2 separate regions of the Homo sapiens genome follow, and region 1 is linked to region 2. Evidence: chromatin contacts called from ENCODE Hi-C or POLR2A ChIA-PET data. All regions are on one chromosome and are shown on one strand. The core of a region is the stretch at or near the end of the contact, and the rest is flanking DNA. Distances in the headings are between cores, read along the strand shown. Region 1 holds the start of EOLA2-DT (EOLA2 divergent transcript). Region 2 holds the start of HMGB3 (high mobility group box 3).

The links. A loop is a pair of places that touch in the nucleus more often than their neighbours do. ChIA-PET counts read pairs that join two places held with the same protein, here RNA polymerase II (POLR2A). Pooled maps may share reads with other maps.
Region 1: a loop to region 2 is called in a map of IMR-90, with 21 times the contacts of the local background. The contact joins the promoter of EOLA2-DT here to the promoter of HMGB3 in region 2. A Hi-C loop is called at or near these places in 2 of 168 maps with a recorded cell type or tissue (IMR-90 and naive thymus-derived CD4-positive, alpha-beta T cell), 3 of 37 single-sample maps with no recorded cell type and 12 of 50 pooled maps. POLR2A ChIA-PET finds 5 or more read pairs at or near these places in 2 of 52 experiments (Caco-2 and endothelial cell of umbilical vein).

The regions. Positions count from the first base shown.
Region 1 is chrX:149,937,298-149,940,390 of GRCh38, reverse strand. EOLA2-DT (EOLA2 divergent transcript) reads right to left here and starts at 1,843. Exons shown (of 12, transcript NR_027456.1): 1 at 1,605-1,843. EOLA2 (endothelium and lymphocyte associated ASCH domain 2) reads left to right here and starts at 1,900. Exons shown (of 5, transcript NM_001013845.2): 1 at 1,900-2,198; 2 at 2,911-2,958. RefSeq lists silencers at 1-4, 655-714, 995-1,074, 1,185-1,454.
Region 2 is chrX:150,981,958-150,984,700 of GRCh38, reverse strand. HMGB3 (high mobility group box 3) reads right to left here and starts at 1,366. Exons shown (of 5, transcript NM_005342.4): 1 at 1,325-1,366. RefSeq lists a silencer at 1,336-1,535 and an enhancer at 1,657-2,352.

The DNA.
Region 1 (3,093 bases), core at 594-3,093, 1.0 Mb after region 2:
TTCCGCCCACAGCTCTTTCCCACAACTACGCCCTCCTCTTGCAGGCGGCTCCTCCAGAAGCTCTGACCCAGTCCCCGCTGCAGCCACAGCCCCAGCTTCTTACCCCCAGCTCCTCCTCCCACAGCTCTTTCCCACTGCCCCGCCCTGCTACCCCTTCATCACCGCTCCCAGCTCCGCCTCCTCTAGCCCCGTCTCGCTTCTCCTACCCCTCTGCCCACCCCAACAACCTTTCAGCTCTTTCCTCCAGCTCTGCACTAGCTCCTCCCCCGCAATTCTCACCCGCCAGCCTTGGTGCAGCTTGGCTCCTCCTTCTCCAGCTCTTTCCCGCAGCCCCGCCCCATCTGCTCCCACAGCGCTTTGCCACAGCCTCGCCCTGCTCCTCCTCCAGGAACGCCCGGCTTTCCCTCAGCTCCACCCTGCAGCTGAGCTGTGCACCAGGCCCTCCCACAGAGCTTTCTCGTGATTCCACCCTACACCTCCCCAAGCCGCCGCTCCCCTAAGCTGGTTCTCAGGAGTCCGCGGAGTCCTCCCGCAGCTGTTCCTCGCTCAATTGCCCACTGCCCCGGCCTGCTCCTCACACCACTGATGGCAAAGCCCCGACCCCAGACCCTCCCCAGTGGTTTCTCTCGGCCCGGCCCTACCCCGCCCCTCCAACGCCTGCTTCCAAGGCCCCGCCCCCAGCCCATCCTCAGCGGTTTCTCTCAGCTCCGCCCCGCCCCAGCCCCACCCGGCTCCTCCTGCGGCTGGTTAAAAGGCCCCGCCCCCAGCCGCTCCCCAATGGCTTCGCTCAGACCCGCCCTGCCCCGAACCCCCCCCTGCTTCTCCCGCGGCTGCCTCCGAAGCCCCGCCCCGCGCCGAGCCCCGCCTCTCCCCATCTCCTCCCTGTTTCTCCCGCGGGTGCTTCCAAAGCCCCGCCCCCAGCACCCCCCTCAGCGGTCTCTCTCAGCCCGATCCAACCCTTTTCTGAGCCCCGCCCTGTTTCTCCTGTGGCTGCGTGCAAACCCCACCCCCCAGCCCCACCCCAGAGGTTCCCCTCGGCCCTGCCCCGCCCCCCCAGCCCCGCTTCTCCAAAGGCTGTTTTCAAAGCCCCGCCCCCGAGCCCCTCCCCGGCGGTTCCCTCAGCCCCGCCCCACCCCTCCCCGAGCCCCAGCCCCCCCCGAACCCCGCCCCGCCCCACTCCTCCCCCAGCCCTGCCCTGCTTCTCCAGCACCAGCTTCCAAAGCCCCGCCCCCAACCCCTCCCCACTGGTTTCTTTCAGCCCCACCTTCCTCCTCTCACCAGCCCCCTCCCTCCCCGCGCTGGTTCTCAGGAGTCCGCGAGCTCCTCCTGCAGCCTCTCCTCGCCCAGATCGCCCATAGCCCCGCCCCCAATGGTTTCTCTCAGCCCCGCCCCACCCCCTCGAGTCCCCGCCCCATCCCAAGTCCCCGCCCCATCCCCTCAAGTCCCCGCCCCACTCTCAACCCCGCCCCAGCGGTTTCCTCACTCCCGCCCTTCCCCTCCCCCAGCTCCGCCCTCCTCCTCTCAGCCCCGCCCCCATCCCCTCCCCATTGGTTTCTCCCAGTTCCTTCCTGCTGGTCTCGCAGCTCTGGGCTTAAAAATCCTGCCTGGTGGTCTCGTCCCGCCCCTCCTCTTCCTCCCTCCGGTTCCTTTTCCTCCTTCCGGTTCTTGGTCTAGGCTGCCTGTCTCGAGCTCCCCGGCCTTGTCCTGGTTGGCTGGCGCGGGACAGGATCCGGTAAACTGAACAGCGTCTCCTTGTGGCAAGTGCGTGCGTACGTGCGTGGCGACGTCACTGCGTGGCTTCGTGAATACGTGGCTTCCTAGCGATTTGGCGGTGTATAGGCGTGGCTGAATACGGGCCTCCTGCGTACGTGCGTGGTGTACGTACGTGCGTGATTACGCGCACACGTACGTTCCTCATGAAAGGGACGACGGGAGCTGCATGAAAGCCGAAGTTATGGACCGCTAGCATCTGTCACTGGCCACCGGTTTCCGGGAGTAAGCGGCAGCTACCTTACAGCCCTGACACGAGCCGGGTGCTCTCTCTTCTCACCGCGGCCCACGTCTCCTCGCTGGCTCCGGTGGCCTCGCTGGGTCGCGAGGAGGCGGAGGACTGTACTCTGAGGCCAAAAGCCAGAGTCGGCCCTGAACGCCCACGACTCTCAGGGTCCAGAGGCCGTGAGACCGGCCGCGGCTGAAAGGTACCAGGGCCCCTGATGCCGGAGCCCGTGTGCTCGGCCCTCTTGCAGACGGTACTTGCGGGCTGGGGTTTCTTTCCCCTGGGTTTCGGGCAGAGAACCCGTGCGGGGCGCGCCCGAAGCGCCCTTTGGTGTCCCTTGCTCTCCCCATGGTCTCGGCCCCCCTCCTTCTAAGCGCGTGTACCCGCGACCTGCGTCTGCAAGTGCTGCTCCACACACAGCGGCCCCATCTCGGCCCGGTCTTCCCTGCCTCCCGCTTGGCCCCTGTGCTGTAAGCTCGCCTGGACCCCAGGCCGGGCGGTGCATAGCTCTGTGGCCTGTGGCCCCGTGCTCAGCATGACCTAACCAGAATTAAGCAGTGGACAATGGGATTTAGGCCCCCCAAACCCTCGTCCGATGACAATGGGAGGGGAAGTGTGATTTTTCTCCCCTCGGATGGAGCGTGCTCAGCTGTAGGAATGTGACTCAACTTGCTGAAATGATTTTCTGCTCTGCGGACTGGTGCACCCTGTGACCCAGACAGATGTGGAGGGTCCCACCGCTCTGATTAGCAGAACCAAACCGTGAGTGAGGTGCACATGTGTTACTCTTAGGACCGGCCCTCCCAGCTCTTGGTTTCCAATGCCTGCTGAGTAGAAGACCTTCCTAGGGCCATTAACCAGCTTTGCTGACTTGCATTTAATGACCTTTCCTCTTTATCTTCCTTGTTGTGCAGGTAAAGAAACCAAGTGGAAGAGTGTTTCCTCCTCTGGCCGTAAAGCAGGTACTCTCTGCAGCACCAGGTAGGAGGGGACTCAACCCCCTTCTTGCCTTTTCAGTTACATCAGTTCCTACTAGGGATTCCACACACACACAGTTGTTGTGATTTTGTGGTGATGACGAGAAAAGGGTTGGCTAA
Region 2 (2,743 bases), core at 117-2,616:
GCGGGGGAGTCCCGGCCGGCAGCAGGCAGCCCGCCTCGGCCCCCGTGCCGGGTCACCGGGACACCCGTAATTCACCTTCCATTTTGTCAAAAGCCTCCTGATGAAAGAAAGTGCCCCTGAAATCCGCCGCTGTCATCCCCGGGGGACGCGCGGGGCCGGGGGCGGCGGCGGTGGCGGTGCGCGGGGGGTGTGCGGCCGGGCCGGCGGCAGCCGCGGCACTGGTGGCGGCGTCCGCCGCGCCTCGGAGTCCCACTCGCTAAAATGGCTGATCCGCGCGCGGCCGGCGCGGGCGGCGGCGACAGCGGCGAACAAAGCGGCCCGGGCCCCGCCGCCGCCGCCCGCCCGTCGGCCCCCACCCCGCCCCGCCCCGCCCCGCCCGGGCCGCCCGGGGGCTCGGGGGCCCGGGCCGGACCTCCCCGCCCCCCGGCGCGGGGCGCACTCCTCGGGATAACAAAGGCGCCCGTGCAGCCATGACGCTCGGCCGCTCCAGGGCCCGCAGCGGCGCCCCCGGCCCTCCGAGCCGCCCGCCCCGGGCCGCGGGCGCCGGGGCCGAGGCCGGAGCCCGCCGGGCGCCCCGCCGACCGCTCCGCCCGCCTCCCCTGCCCTCGCCGGAGGCCAGCGCCGCGCCAGCCATGTTAGCGGCGGCGGCGGCGCCGGGCGGGCGGGAGGCGAGAGGGGGGCGGCCGGCCCGCGCCCCCCCGGGCCACCGGGCGCTCCGCGACGGCCATGTTAACGCAGAGCCAGCGGCGTAGCCTGCGGGCCCGCGCGGCGCCGGGCCAAGCCCGGGAGCGAAGTTTGCCCGTGCGGCGGCCCCCGGCGGGCACCAGCCGCGCAGCCCCCGGCGGGCACCGGCCGCCCGTTCCCCAGCGGAGTCCGTCGCGGGCCGGGGAACTCCCGGCCCCCTTCCCGCTGCCGCCGCCCAGCGCCCACAGCCCGCAGCCGCCCCTCTGCTCGCCCAGCCGCCGCAGCCGCAGCTGCCCAAACATCTGGCCTCGGGGGCCCTGGGTTCCCGGCTGCGGCCCCTGGGGCCGCCACGGGCGGGCGTCCGCCGAGGGGGCCGACCCCCGAAAGCGGGGAGCTCGGGGAACGCGTTGGAAAAGTTGAAACACCTGAATTGCTTCTTCCTTCCCGGCCGCCTAGCAGGAGGGAAGGCGGAGGGGGCGGGAAGGGAATGGGGAGTAGAGGCAGGGGGAGGCGGCGGCAGGGCGCGCTCACGGCGGCGCGGGCCGGAAAGTTGTGCGGGCGCTGCGGCGGCGGCGGCGGCGGCGGCGGCGGCGGCGGCGGCGGCGGCGGCGGCGGCGGGAGCGGGCGGTGCGAGACGTACCTGTATTGTTCGCTAGTCTGGGCAGCGCAGGGCACGACGCGCGGCTCAGCGCTCCCCAGCCTCGCGCTAGCTGCCTCCACGAGAGCCGCCTGATTGGCCAGCGGGCTCTGCCGTTTAAAACAGCCTCCTCGCCTGGCCATTGGCTGCGGGCCTCATGCATATTAAGCAGGCGTGGACGCCCATTGGGCGCGGCTGCTGGGATCATTCATTCAAACAGAACGACCCGCCGGCGCCGGCTACGGAGGCCAAACAGGGAAAGACCTAGTCTCGCCTGCCCGCCCCGCCCACCTCGCCAGCCCCCTCGGGGAACAGAACTGGGATCGCCAAGGGCTTTGAAGAGGTGGCCCTGCGATTCCCGGAGGCCTCGGCCTCTGGCGTGGGAAGATGAAGTCCAGCCCCGCTGCGCTGCCCTCTGCTCCCACCGCACCGCGGCCTTGGCGCCCCTGGCCTGCAGTCAGCTCCCCTGCCCGGGGAAACACCCCTGGGCCCACCACGAAGGGCCGATGGTAGACCACCTCTACCCGGTTCGGCCGCGGCGCCGCGACAGAAACGCGGCGGCAGCTCGCTCCTCGATGCCTGGCGGAGGGCAGCTGCTTGCTCGCCAAGACCTCGGGATTTAGTCCTCGGATCTCGCTGCCTATCCGAAAGCCACCTGATTCCGCTTCTGCGGATCGTGCTCAACTAGGCTCTTTCCACTAAATGCCAGAAGGTCTTTATTTGCGCCCGAAATTGCGGAACCGACGGGCTAAAAGAGGAAAACAAAATTTGGCAAGAGCAGAGAATTTGTGAGAAATTGTAGTTTTGTGGGCAAAGAATAACACTTTTCTTCTTACCCTCTTCACTGTCTCGGTTCAAGGCCCTCATTCCCTCTGCTCTCCTGACACACCCTAGAGCAAAGAATTAAAGCTTCGGGAATGAATGAGTGAATGAATGAATGAATGGGATTTGACTTGATCTCCACTTTGCCATTGGCTGGTGGTATGGCCTTGAGCTAGTCACTTCTTTGGGGATTCAGGCAATGTTTTTCAAAGTATAGGAGCCGCAGTGTCACTTCTGTAAGGGATGTTCTGAAATTCGTGGGGCCGGTGCCTGGATGACTGGCAGGTGTTGCTGGAATTCAATAAGAGGAAGGAACGGCCGGGGATACTAAATATCCTACATTGCATAGGACAGTCCCACGCAAGGAAGAAATACTCCACTTCAAATGCAAGTATCAGCCCTATTTGGAAAGAAAGTATCTGAGGGCCCTTGCCTGGAAAGAATGAAAGGGTGAGAAAAAGAGCAGTTTAAAGATTGACAGTTGGAGAAAATAATGCAAAGGAAGAGATGTCATGAGTTTGGTTTTTCTTTTCTTTGAAAGGCCAAGAGATCCAGCTATTTATGAGTCCTATATTCAGAAATAAGCCCCACCAGAACATG